Regions from separate parts of the Mus musculus genome. Here region 2 is linked to region 1. The links are chromatin loops, found by intact Hi-C in ENCODE. Cell type or tissue: left cerebral cortex. All regions are shown on one strand. Links, peaks and the distances in the headings refer to the core of each region. The heading gives the core; the rest is flanking DNA. Region 1 holds the start of Dpp8 (dipeptidylpeptidase 8). Region 2 holds the start of Clpx (caseinolytic mitochondrial matrix peptidase chaperone subunit).

What was found. Peaks named below come from ENCODE experiments on the same cell type or tissue, not always from the same donor. Only the 100,000 strongest peaks of a DNase experiment are listed, where the experiment ranks them.
Region 2: it touches region 1 in a loop (2.1-fold over the local background); 2 of 42 quality-filtered maps call a loop at or near these places.

What each region holds. Positions count from the first base shown.
Region 1 is chr9:65,028,008-65,034,801 of GRCm38, forward strand. It overlaps Dpp8 (dipeptidylpeptidase 8), which reads left to right and starts at 4,451. Exons shown (of 21, transcript NM_028906.2): 1 at 4,451-4,616. It overlaps Gm39362 (a long non-coding RNA gene), which reads right to left and starts at 3,405. Exons shown (of 3, transcript XR_870867.3): 1 at 1,806-3,405; 2 at 841-944. In left cerebral cortex, for the core only: CTCF peaks have their summits at 3,477 (motif pointing left), 4,314 and 4,517; DNase peaks (open chromatin) are centred at 3,623, 4,380 and 4,904; H3K4me3 peaks cover 1,346 bases; H3K27ac peaks cover 1,392 bases.
Region 2 is chr9:65,291,046-65,297,839 of GRCm38, forward strand. Clpx (caseinolytic mitochondrial matrix peptidase chaperone subunit) reads left to right here and starts at 3,215. Exons shown (of 14, transcript NM_011802.3): 1 at 3,215-3,520. The coding sequence starts at 3,442. It also overlaps the pseudogene Gm16218. In left cerebral cortex, for the core only: a CTCF peak has its summit at 3,158; DNase peaks (open chromatin) are centred at 3,138 and 4,062; H3K4me3 peaks cover 2,465 bases; H3K27ac peaks cover 1,317 bases.

The DNA of each region.
Region 1 (6,794 bases), core at 1,645-6,644:
CTTTAAAAAAAAAAATTTTTTTTTTTATTTGCTGCTCATTGCTATTTTGCCTGAACACAAGTCTGTGTGAGGGGGTCAGAAGTCCTGGAACTGAAGTTACAGACAAGTGTGAGCTGCATGTGGGTGCTGGGGACTGAACCTGGATCCTCTTCAATAGGACCCAGTGTTCTTAACCACTAAGCCATCTCCCCAGCCCTGGATCAAGTGGGGTTTTTTTGTTTTGGTTTGGTTTTGGTTTTTGAGACAGGATTTCTCTGTGTAGCCCTGGCTGGCCTGGAACTCACTCTGTAGACCAGGCTGGCCTCAAACTCAGAAATCCGCCTGCCTCTGCCTCCCAAGTGCTGGGATTAAAGGCATGCGCTACCATGCCTGGCAGATCAAGTGTTCTTAACTGCTAAGCCACCTCTCGAAGCCCCATTACCTGGGGTGCTGTCTTAGTCACACTTCATAGCCTAGGTAACTTGTCTTTTCCTGTTCAGTGCCAAACTACAGAGCAGCATAGAACCAGCTAAGCTTTATCAATAACATATAACAAGACCTGGCAAGGCCTGACTTGCTTGGCCAGTAGAGATGTAATGAGACACTTAGGTTCAGCCGCTCACTCACTTGTTCACATAAAGTGGGCACAAAGGAATCGGGCAGGCTTCTCAGGGTTTGCTGCTGCTGCTGCTGCTGCTGCTGCTGCTGCTGCTGGTGGTGGTGGTGGTTTGGTTTAGTTTTTTTGTTGTTTGTTTGTTTGTTTTGTTTTTGTTTTTTTGGTTTTTTTTTGAGACAGTTGTCTCTGTGTAGCACTGTTTGACCTGAAGATCACTTTGTAGACCAGGCTGGCCTTAAACTCACCTAGATATCTCAGTCTTTTCCTCCAGAGTGCTGGGGTTAAAAGTGTGCCCCACCATTCCTGGTGCTTCTCAGGAATCTTGACAGGCACACTGAAAAAGACTGTGCTGAAACAAAAGGGAGACATGAATTGTAGAGAAAGACTCTGAAAGGAGCCCCTTGCTCAGGCCTCGGGGCAATAGTGGACACCCAAGAACTCACAAGAGACCAAGCTTGATGCAAACCACATGAGGCTTTATTCGGGGAAAGCCAGAGCTCTGGGGACGACTCATATCCCATGCAGGGGTAGAGGAGTCGATCACGAGGGGAAAGGGGTCCACGTTTTTATAGGCCCTCAGGGGGGAAAGGAGAAGGGGGGATTAGGGGATTTCCAGATCTAAACAATGTCTATTCTCAAAAAAAAAAAAAATGGGTATGGAAGGGGTACAAGGAAAGAGTCTGGTGTAGATGTAGCAACTCCGGATTGGCCCTGCTGTGGTTGCTTGGGAGATTTTCTGACTCTTTCCCAGCAACCAATATCACAAACACCTGGCAATGGGCTTCATCAGCGGGCACACACATGGGTTCAAGGAACGGTCAAAACACTGGCAGACACAAGGGTTCAAGGAGTGGCCAGAGCATTGTGCACCTCTATTTTTCTAAATTAGTGAAGCTAGTTCTGCTAACAATGAAATCTATCTTGCCAATTTCAGGGCTTCTGTGACCTTTTACATTCTGTCAGGATCTTTCAGTGGGACACACACTGATGAGGGATGAGCTATGGGACACCCACCCCTGAGATGGGAGTTACTGGACACCTACCCCTGAAGAGACAATTCTCGATTGTGCTAAGCAGCTTTTATGTTCTTGGCAAGGGGGAAAGAAAACCACATAGGAAGCTGCAGGGAGAGATGTTGCATGAAATATTAGAGAAGTATCTTTCTAGCATTTTCCCAGGGGAGACAGCTTGGAACTCCGCACAAACCTACCCTCTCCACTAAGGCCCAGCTCAGCTCTGGCTAGGACCTCTGCTCCGTGGCTGTACGGACATAGGTGGTGTTGGCAAGATGCGGTGCTACAGACGCTGCCCTACAGCTTCACCAGAATCTGAGGGCTGTTTAGAAGCCTCGGTGCTGGGGGATTGAGTCCAAGGCTTCAGATGTGCCAAGCACATCTGTGAGGGGGAAGAGGAGGAGCTAGAGACGGGGTCACACTCTGTAGCAAGGCTTGCCTGGTCTAGAAAGCACTATATAAGCTGGGCTGGCCTCCATCTCACTGGATAGCTTAGGCTAAGCTCAAGCTCACGGCAGTTCTCTTATCTAGTTTCCCAAACAGGGACCTACAGGTGCAAGGCACCACACCCTGCTGCTAAGCACCTGTCCTACTGCAGAGATACAGTCCTAGCCGGGGAGGGTTTGTTTGTTCATCTTAACCACAGTGGAGGAGAGAGAAAATAACTCTGAAAACTTACAAATCTGAGTCTCTGTCTCTGTCTCTGTCTCTGTCTCTGTTGTCCAGACTGGTCCTGAACTCAGACAGAATCCTCCTGCCTCAACTTCCTGAGTACTGGGATTTCCAGCCTGTACCACCAGGCCTTTCTTCTAATTCATTATGAGGACGCAAACTGCACAAAAATCAGATGTGTCCTTTTCCCTCGCTCTTTGTGGGCCCAGATTTGAGAATAGCGTCAGCAAATGATAGAGAATCCATGAGCCCAAAGGAAATTCAAGATAGCACACTGTATTTTGATAATGGAGTAGGTGTATGTATTTAGAGTCTTAAAACGTGCTCTCAGATCAGAGACGTCAAATGGGATACTTAGAGAAAACCACTGTTCTTTTTCTCTTTTAAAAGATTTTATTTATTTTACATATATGAGAGTACTGTCTGTCCTCAGACATACTAGAAGACAGCATCGGATCCCATTACAGATGGTTGTGAGCCACCATGTGGTTGCTGGGAATTGAACTCGGGACCTCTGGAAAAGCAGTTGGTACTCCTAACCACTGAGCCGTCTCTCCAGCCCCTACTGTCCTTTCTTTTAGGGAGCTCAACATCAAAAAGAAAAAAGAAAAAAATTCAAGGGAAGGCTCCTTTAACCTCACAGTGGGTCAGTACACACTGCAGTAGGACATGGTGCCTGTGGGTCCTCTCTTAATGCCATTACAATAATCCCACTGATACACAGCTCCCAAAGACAGTAACAGGAACTGGGGAGGCATAGCTCCTCCACCAGTCTGGTCTCTGCCTACTTTCCCAGCTACCTTTACACTTCTTTCCCCACTCTTTCCCTCAGCTAACGTACAGTGTGGATTAGGAAATAAATGATGGGTCAAGGGACCTGCCTCTCAGTGTAGCAGCCACCTCCAGGCCTTATTTCTCCATCTTTCATGTCTCAGTGCCACAGGCATTGTTAGCTTTTATCACTACTGAATGCCAATGTTGTTATATCCATTTACAGAGAGAAGACCCCAACCCAACAAAGAATGGGTGGTCTACTAAAGATCTTTAACATTAAAGTTCTGGAGGCTAGAGAGATGATGGTTCAGAGGTTAAGAGCGCTGGCTGCTGCTCCAGAGGTCCAGAGTTTAATTCCCAGCAACCACATGGTGGCTCACAGTCATCTATAATGGGATCTGATGCCCTCTTCTGGCATGCAGGTGTACATGCTGATAGAGCACTCATATACATAAAATAAATAATCAATTAGTTAAAAAAAAAAAAAAAAAGAAAAAAATGAGCACATGATGAACAGTGTTGGTGAGCTTGAGATGGGTCCGCAGTGTGGAAAGGGGAAGCTTTGTGAGTTCTGGGCACTGCCGTAGCTAGGAGCCGGGACAGGACCCACCCGGGTTTTGAGGAAGTGACCAGGAAGTGTTTGCTGAGTTTGCTTGGTTTTGGTGGGAGGTGGTGTGGGCACTTATGGAGTATGGATTGGTGTTAATGTGTGTTGTGGAAATGTGACCCTCAAGGAGGAATGTATTTTAGTGCTACTGACGTAAATAAAATGTAAACGTCACTGAAAAAAAAATTAAAAAAAGAAAAAAGAAAAGAAAAGAAAAATTTCTGTATCCAAATTCACATTTGTTTGTTTGTTTTTTTCCGTCATAACTGTAATGCTGAGGTCTCCAAAGCCATGGTTGGCCTCTGTCATCTCAAAAAGGCAGGAATTTTGGCTTTCTGCTCTAACGCAGGGATGTGTGTGTGAGTGAGAGAGAGAGACAGAGAGACAGAGACAGGGAGACAGAGAGACAGAGAGAGGGAGACAGAGACAGACAGAGATTGGATATAGAGGTTGGATAAGCGCCTGCTGGACCTGGCTTGTTCTTTCAGAAATCTTGTAGGCCCAGGTGCCTGTACCTGCTGAGCCATCCCACCGGCCAGTGAACATGAAGTTTATTTACTTTGAGTAGCTAACAGAGGTGGGGTGAATGTTGCTTTCTCTTCTAACCTTGTATGTTTTCCCTCCTGTCAGGCAGTCCACGTGCGGCACCTCCTCCCGCCGCTCGGTGGCGCTGTGGGGCCCCCTCGCGCACAGAAGCGAGAGTCATCCTTTCTTGGTCCGGCCGCTAGCCTTCCTCTGTCGGAGGGCGGGGCTCGGGGAACCGGAAGTGCCGAGGCCTCCGGTGCTGTCTTCGCCTCCGCCGCTTTTAAGTCCCTTCGTCCGCTGCCTGGGGGCCGCGGGGGCCGCCGCCGAGGAAGCTGCTGTGGCCCCGACGGGAGCGGAGGCGGCGCGGCATGAAGCGGCGTAGGCCCGCTCCATAGCGCATCCGGACGGTCCGGGCGGGCCCGGGGGGAAGGTGCAGTATCCGCCCGCTCTCCCTCCCCTGCGCCCGCGAGGCCACGGAGCTCCGGCCGGCCGCCCTCGGGCCGCTCCCGCCGGGAGAGCGGGTGGCTGGGCCCCGTTGGCCGGAAGAGGAAGCGCACACTCGGATTGCGAGGCTGCCAACGTTCACTGGGCGCCCCTGAACGCTGGCTGCTGCCCGCTCGGACTCCCACGTCCGTTATCTTGATAGAGCCTGGCTTGGGTTGGGATGCCGGGGACAGTCCGGGCATTCGGAGGAGGAAACGGAAATCCGCAGAGGCGAAGGGGTTCGCCTGAGGTCCGCCAGTGGCGGATGGGATTCGCCTTTGGACTCGCTGCTTTCCCCTAGCCGGGTGTTCCTTCCTCCCTCCCTCCTGCTTCACTCTAGATCCATCCCTCCGCGCTCACTGTCTCGCTGCCATTCTGTTCCACGCATTCGCAGCAGGGTCCTTGCCCTTCCTGTCCAGCTTGCTCATCCTCTTTTAACTAAGCCTTGCTGTTCCTACTGTCCTCTCGCGCCACATTCGCTGCCACACCTCTCCTCCTTCCTCATTCATAGCTTTCAAGCCCTTTACGTCGGATAAACTTTCTCAGCTGTAGACACAGAAAAGTGAAATGGCTAGGCTCCAGTGAGGTGTGCAGGGTCTAGACGACTGATTGGTTCTTACCGTAAAAAGCTACGGGATGCCATTTCTAGAGACCCCACCCCAAGAATCCCGAAGCTCTTTTTAACACAATATGTCATTTTTCAGAATGAGGGGCTTCGCGCTTTGGGGAGGTGTCTTGACTCTTAGCCTATTGCTGCTAACATTTTTACCCTCCTCTTGCCACATAGCTTCTTCATCTCTATGTGGCATACAGAGCTTGGAGTCTAAACTGATAACATATTATTTACTGTTGCAAAAATAACACACATTTTTCCCCCTAAGCTAGACTATCAACTGGCTTCGTGATTATTTTTTAGAAAAGCTACCTATCTCACTTATTCTCAATATTATGGCAAGAAAAAGAAGGCAAAATGGAGTACTCTTAAAGAATAGGACAGCTTTGTCAGAAATTGTAGCTGGGTATAGTGCTGCATACCTGTAACCCCAGCATTTGCGAGGCCGAGGCAAGAGGATCTTGAGTTCAAGATTAACCTTGGCTACAAACAGAGAAGTGAACAAAATTTAGTTGTTAAATTCAAGTTCCCTTTCTGCAAACAATGACCTATAATACACATTTTTTATTGTACTGAATTTATTCTTTCATCAGCTCGTTATGACATCATGTAAAAGGAACATAGGCACATAGAAATAAATTCTGTCTTTGTGTGTGTGTGTGCTTGTGTGTGCTCGCGGCTCTACACGCACATGTCTTCGGGATCGTGTGGAAGTCGGAGGATAACTTTTGGGAGTCCTCCCTTTACACTTCGTTGAGGCAGAGTCGCAATTGCTGTGTATCCCAGGCTAGCTGATCAACTTCAGCGGTTCTCCTATGTATGCCTCCCTTGCTGCATTCGGGCTGCTGGATTGACAGCCGCTCCAATGCTCCCCTGGCTTCCCTGGGATCTTTGGGTTTCTGCCACAGTGCTTTTGCCTTTTGAACTAATTCCCTGACCCTAGAAATACATTACATCCGCCAAAGTCAAGGCTTTACAGTTGACACCTCACATCTATATGCCTTTTTAAAAAGGTTTGTGTGTATGCGTGAGGGTATGTGCATGTGAGTGCAGTTCCCATAGAAACCAGAGGTATTGGATCCCCCTGAGAACTGGTCTTATGGGTGGTTGTGAGCAGCCAGAAATGGCTACTGAGAACCAAACTTGGGGCCTCTGCAATATCATTATTAACTCTTAACTGCTGAGCCATCTCTGGTCCGCTTTTGCAGTTTTTAAAACCTATCATTTTCCCTTGAATGTGTCTGGACATCAAGATTTACACCTACTGTTAGAACTTAACTACGCAATTTGAGTTATACATTTCTGGAAAAAAAGTAATCTTAGGGTCGAGCTCATTAGCAAAGGTCTGCAATTTCCACACTCAGGAAGCTGAAGCAAGAGGACTAAATTCAAGACCTGCATAGGGTTTGTAAGACCTATCAACACAAACACAGTTTTGACAAGTTGGAGATCCCAAAGAATTCAGGCATTCCATATTACACTAACAGGAAATCTATCAGTTAAATATTTGGG
Region 2 (6,794 bases), core at 971-5,970, 260 kb after region 1:
CGTGTTTCTAATTTTTAAAATTGCTACATTTATTTATTCATTATGGGGGGCAGTATGAGAAGATACATACTATGGGGATCAGAGCATGGCTTGTGAGAGCAGGTTCTTTCCAGCATGTGGATCTTGGGGATTAAACTCAGATCAAAAAGCTTGGTAGCAAATGTGATTATCCACTGAGCCACCATAAAAGCCTATGGTTCTTGGTTTTTAAGTTATTATGTGAAAAAAAAAAACCCAAACAAACCCAAGGTTCTAATGAAAATGAGGTTTGATATATTGGTTTTGAAAGTTTTGAGATATTTATTGGCATTTTTGGTTTTGTAGCCTAGTTCTAGTTACTTTGAGCAGATGAAAAAGCTTTTTGTAGTTGTTTCCCATATCAGAAACGTTTAGCAGAAGAGCTTCTGCCAAACAGTAGGAAGATTTTTCCATTCATTCCTTAAAATGTCATGTGTGTAGATGTCCATGTGCGTGCACATATGTGTGGAAGTGCATGTGTGCATGTGCATCTGAAGGCCAGAGGATCGTTTCAGGCACTGGTCATTAGGAGCCGTCCTCCTAGGTTTTAAGGCTGTGCCTCCCATTGGCCTGGAGCCGGTGAGTAGGCAAGGCTGAGGATGCTGGTTTCTAAGCACATGCCACCACACCCGGCTGCTTTATTAGCTTGCTGCTGTGGATTCTGAGGCTTGAACTGAAGTCCTCTTGCTTGTGTAGTATGAGGATTAATGTTAATTATCACCTTGACAGAATCTACAAATACTGGGAGACAGCCCATGAAAGCAAAAATTTAACACTACCAACAGGTCTCTACCCACACAATGAGACCAGGCAAATCCTGGTTTGTTTTAAAGACTTAAGTGGTTTTTCCAGTGAGCCCTTCCTTTTCAGTAAGTGTACTAAAGGGCTATGATTCATGGACTATCTCACTGGGCTTATGAAAATGTAATCATACGGTAGAAATGTTGACAATTCAGGGCCTGCTAGCACAAGTGGGTAAAAAAAAAGTAATATAAATTATTGACCTATATGCTTTTTCTGGACTCAACTCAGTCCTAATATGTGGGCACAATCTTTGCTATTGTTTGGGTCACTGATTCAGCAGAAGCCAGGAGAATAACTTTTTTAGTAATTACAACGATGATGAGTGTTAGTTAATACTTTCATATCAAAAGGAGGAGGTAGTAGTGCTGAAGAGATGGCTGCTCTTCAGAGGATCTGGGCTCTTTCCCAGTACCCACATACAGGGCTGCTCACAACTATCTAGTTCCAAAGGATTTGACAGCATCTTCTGGCCTCCTTGGACACTCTATGCACATGGTGCACATACAATGTAGGCAAAACACCCATATACATGATTTTTTTTTTTTTTTGAGGCAGGGTTTCTCCATGCAGCCTTGGCTGTCCTGAAGCTTGAGCTGTAGATCAGGCTGAGCTTGAACTCAGAAATCCACCTGACTCTTTAATCCCAAGTGCTGGGATTAAAGGCATGTACCACCATCACCTGGCTTTGCTGCTTGTCTTTTTAAAAAATATTTTTAGAACTGGAGATATGACTCAGCATTTAAGAGCACGTTGCTCTTGCAGAGGTACCAGGTTCCCATCACCCACATGGTGATTCACAGCCATGATTAACCCTAGGTCCAGGGGATTCAACAGGCACACTTGTGATGCACTCACATTCATGCAGGCAAAATGTTCCTATGCATGAAGCAAAGATTTTTAAAAAATGTGTGTGAAGCCGGGAGTGGTGGAACACGCCTTTAATCCCAGCACTTGGGAGGCAGAGGCAGGCGGATTTCTGAGTTCGAGGCCAGCCTGGTCTACAGAGTGAGTTCTAGGACAGCCAGGGCTACACAGAGAAACCCTGTCTCGAAAAAACAAAAACAAAAAAACCCATAACTTCTCTTTTTGGGCGGGAGAAGCCAGAGACAGCCCTCTTGGTTTGCTCACAGCATCCATGGAGGGAGAGCTTCTGAGAGAGTCTAAGAACACAGTTGGAAAGCAACATACTGAGAGGACTTGAGTCTCTCCTCACAACTGTATTCCTGGATGCAGCTGAAGAAGGAGTGGGTCTTAGTGAAGAAAGACAAGAATTCTCTTTCATCTCTGAAACTTTACCATGAGGTGTTACCACGAGTCAGCTCTCTAAGAAAGAACCCTGTAGTAGTATGAACCACCTGGAATTCCCCTTCTGTGAGCTAGACCCGGGGAACTGGAAGTCACTTTTCTGGCTGGAGATTGACGCTGGTTAATGTAAGTGAACTGGTGTTGATCCTGGCTTAATTCTCTTTCCTCACAGTTTCTGTCTAAAGGTTCCAGCAGGGTGTGGTACAACTCGGTAGTCTCATCTAGAGGTGGGAGCACAGGCATCAGATGTTCAGAGCCATTTTCAGCTACAGAACAAGTTCCAGGCCACCTAGCAATTTGGCGGCTAGAGTTGATGATATATATATAATTACTCTGGCATAAATTCCAAACCAAACCCAAATAAAACCCATATGGTGTTAGAGGCAGTACTCTTAAATTCGAGGTCAGCCTGGTCTACAGAGGGAGTTCTTGGACAGCCAAGGTTACACAGACAAACCCTCGCTCAGAAAACCAAAACAAAAATCCACACAGGCAACTAGCCCCGACTGAAAACTTTATCATCACAAAGCTTGAAAGAGCAAGGAAAGCTAGCTCTATCCAGCTTGTTGCTCGGAGTGGGAGTGGGATTAGGAGACCATTTCCATGCTGCAAATGAAACGAAACAGCGAACATAAAGGAAGCCAGGATATAGAGTCCATGAAGGAAGGAACTTGCCGAAGTGCAAGCGCCTGGTAGTTACTGTCTGTTTATAATTATTATGTGGGATTATGGTCTTTACCACTGAATTACATTCTTAGTTTTCGGATCACTTAAAAAAGATCCTCACCTTTTTGCGCTTTTATTTCCCCTGCTCCTAAGAAGCGTAGGGTCAACTCCCGACACGGCGCGTGTCTCTTTGGGTCTAAAACTTTTTAACATCCGAATAAAGAGACTTCCCGAGAAATTAGGCGACCGCAAAATTTTGGGTTCGCCGCTTGCCGTAGCGCGCTCATTGGTGCCCAGGTTACCGCCCCATTCTCTGGAATCACGTTAGTCTCCACGCATGCGCAGCGTAAACTCACGCCTCCTCCTGGGTCTAGGACGCAAGCGCGCGCACGCTCCCCGGCCGGGGTGGGCGGGGAATGGGGGAGAGTAGGGAGGGAGGGGAGGAGGGGAGGAGCCTACTCCGGTGAGTAGAAGGCGGTGGGACGCTGGGATCGTCCAGGCCTGGCTGCCTGGTGGGGAAAACGCTGCGCCAGCATAGAACCGACGGAAGGGAGCGGAGCCAGTCAGCGGAACACTCGCGCGACACGATCGGGTCGCTGAGCCCCCTCGATCCTCAGGGCGCGAAGCCCTGGCCTAGGCCCCGCGGAGATGTCCAGTTGCGGCGCTTGTACCTGCGGCGCTGCGGCCGCCCGGCTTCTCACCACTTCGCTCACCTCCGCGCAGAGAGGTAACGAAGTAGTCCCGAGCCGGTGCCCGCTCTGGGCTCTCGGCGAGTGAACCTGTGGGGATCCCGGGGGGAGAGGAGGGCTTGAAGGCTGCGAGGCGCTACGAGCCTCTGGAGTACCTGGCTGTCGGATTGGAAGGAAACCCGGTGGGCTATCGCTGGCCTGTGAGCTCTCGGGCCTTCGGAGTTTGGGGGCTGGAATGAGGCCATCTCGCCTCAACTCAGGGAGAACAACCGAGTGCGACGCAACACTCGTTAAAAGTGTCCCCCGTGCAGCCCTTCTTGGGGCCTGTCACTTTTGGGGAGTCTGTGCCCGGTTGTCGGGCTAGTCGCCTGGACCGGCAGCGCAAGGGTGTCACTGACATTGTGCGGTCTCGGGGACGACAAGACGTAAACACAGCTCGCTGGCCTTCCAGATATTTGGGAAACTTGGGGTCCCAAGATATTTGGGAAACTTGGGGTCCCAAGAAAGCAGCGGGGAGGTGGGGCGAAAACGACCGCTGGAATTCCTGAAATACTTAAATTTAGCAACAGTCATTCGCCCGCTTCCCCAGCTTGACAGCTGGGATCAGCCTCTAAGAGTGGAGTGGCTCTTGTTTACTTTGCTTCTCTATTCATCAGGACCTGTGACAGAGTGCACACCTGCCAAGAGATTCCGGGAATGAAACCCGTTTTTCTTTCCCACAAGTCTATGCATATCAGATTGTAAGGCTAGGTCTTGTTAGGCTCTGAACTTACAGATGTCTTTTCATGACGATCCTTGGATCAATAAAAGCAGTTTTCCTTTTTTTTTTTTTTTTGACTAATTCTAAAATCATCATTGTCTACTAACTGTATAATTGGCAGTTTATAATACACATGAAATGGAGTAACATAGGCGGAAGCATTTAGTATTGACACGTAAGTGTAAGATTTAGTCTTAAAACATTGCCACACCTCAAGTAGGTGTCCCAGTTCCAGAGGTTTGATTTGTAAACACTGGAAAGAAACATAATTTTAATGTATTGTTTGACCTACATTCGTTGAGGGCTTAAGGTATTACAGTTTGGTACTAGGGGTATTAAATTCATCATGTTTAAATTTGGTTGACAACAGCATTAAAAAGGGTACGTGTTTTAGACAGGAGGAGTTCTTGATAAGATTTAGTCAAAGAATTCTAGCTTCAGCCCGGAGGTTATAGCACATGACTTTAGTTCCGGCAGTCTTTAGGCAGGGGCAAGCCAGGTCTCTGGAACTCTGTACACCAGTCTTGGCCTTGGATTCAGATTAAAGGCCTGTGCCACCACGCCCAGCTGATGTATATATTTTTTAAATGGACTTGACAAATGGGTTAGAAAGATAGCTCAGCAAATAAAAGTATTTGCTGCCCAGTCTGACAACCTGACTTCAACCCTGGGCCTATAAGGTAGAAAGAGAGATAGAGTCCTGTAAGTAGTAAAGAGCGGACAGACAGACTTTTTGTTTGTTTGTTTGTTTGTTTCAAGGCAGGGTTTCTCTGTGTAGCCCTGGCTGTCCTGGAACTCACTCTGTAGACCAGGCTGGCCTCTGCCTCCCAAGTGCTGGGACTAAAGGCGTGCGCCACCACTGCCAAGCTAGATTATTTGTAAAGTTTTGTAGATCCTTAGTTCAAAATGAAGAATCCAGGTAGGATCTGGGACTCAAGGCCAACATCAGCTGCATAGAGAGTTCACATTAGTCTGGATGACATGAAAACCTGTCTCAGAAAACAAAAAGTTAGGTATGGTGTTGGCTCATGCTAATAACCTCCACACTTTGGAGGGTTGCCATGGTATTTAAGCCAGTCTGTGCTATAAAGTGAGAGCTTATCACCCAAAAGAAAAAAAATCATTTAAATATGTTATATATAATATATATACATATATATATTAAAAGCTGAATAAGTTGTGACTGGAGATACTGCTCCAAAGAGAACTGACTGCTCTTCCAGAGAACCTAAGTGCAATTCGCAGTACCTGTATGGTAACTCACACCATCTTTACACTTCTAGGGATCTTAACACCTTCTGGCCTTCATAGGCACACATGTGGTAACAGATATACATGCAGATAAAACACCCATACACAGTTTATAAAATTTAAAAAGTAAATTACATCATTGTTTCACTATGTAGCTGATGCTTTCCTGGAACTCACTGTGTATTTGAGTTGCTGTCAAACTCGTGGTCCTCCTGCATCAGCTGTGGACCACTCTTTATATTTCTGTTTTTGCCATAGTGGGACATTGAACCAAGGGCCTTACACATGCTAGGCAGGTGCTTGGTCCTTTAAGAATATTTTGTTTTGAGACAATGCTTCACCAAGTTCTCTTTGTAACCCTTGCAGGTCTTGAACTTGCCATTCTCCTGCCTCAGCCATCACAGCAGCTGGGACTCAGTTCTGAGTCACCAGGCCCAACTTTCTTCTACTTCCTAACAGCCTTAAATGTTCATTATTTTATTATTTTAGAAGGCAGCTGCTCTGAAACTCAAAAGGCTTTATCTGTATGACATGTCCATAGATAGTTTAACTTTTTTTTGTTTTTTGTTTTTGTTTTTTGAGACAGTTTTTCTGTGTAGCCCTGGCTGTCCTGGAACTCACTCTGTAGACATGGCTGTCCTGGAACTCAGAAATCCACCTGCCTCTGCCTCCCCAGTGCTGGGATTAAAGGTGTGCGCCACCATTGCCCGGCTGATGGTTTAACTTTTAACTGGCATTTATCATTACTGCCAAACAGTGTTGCAAAATGTACAGAGATATCTCCCTAGCTTTCAGGGTTTTTTCACCTGAAGTTCACAGGTCCTTCAGGGGTCAATAGGTAGGATTCAGGTTTCTTAAACCTTATTTCCACTAATCTTTAGCTAGAAAATGGCATTTTCTTTAATTATCAAAGTAGACCATAAGTCATAACAGTCTTTCAAGTGTCTGTGACTTTGTCACCAGTCAGAATCACACATTTTCACATTAAAGGCATGCGCCACCACGCCAGGCCCTCTTGCATGTTTTCATCTTGCCTCTTCATGGTCCATGATTCCAACAGAGGTTGTCAGCACAATGAAACCAAACTGCCGTGATGGGAGCAGTTTGCTCTGCCATCTCTCCAGGTCTTTGAGTTGGACATCAAATCTAGGGCTTATAACTCCACACTTGTTGAACCTTCCTGTGAGGTTCACAGCCATCTTCCCAGCTCTGTGATCATCAATGACCTCAAATTCACTGGTATAGCTGTGCTTCACCATCACTGTTAGGAACCGAATGATGACTTTAGAACTTGGCCTGAT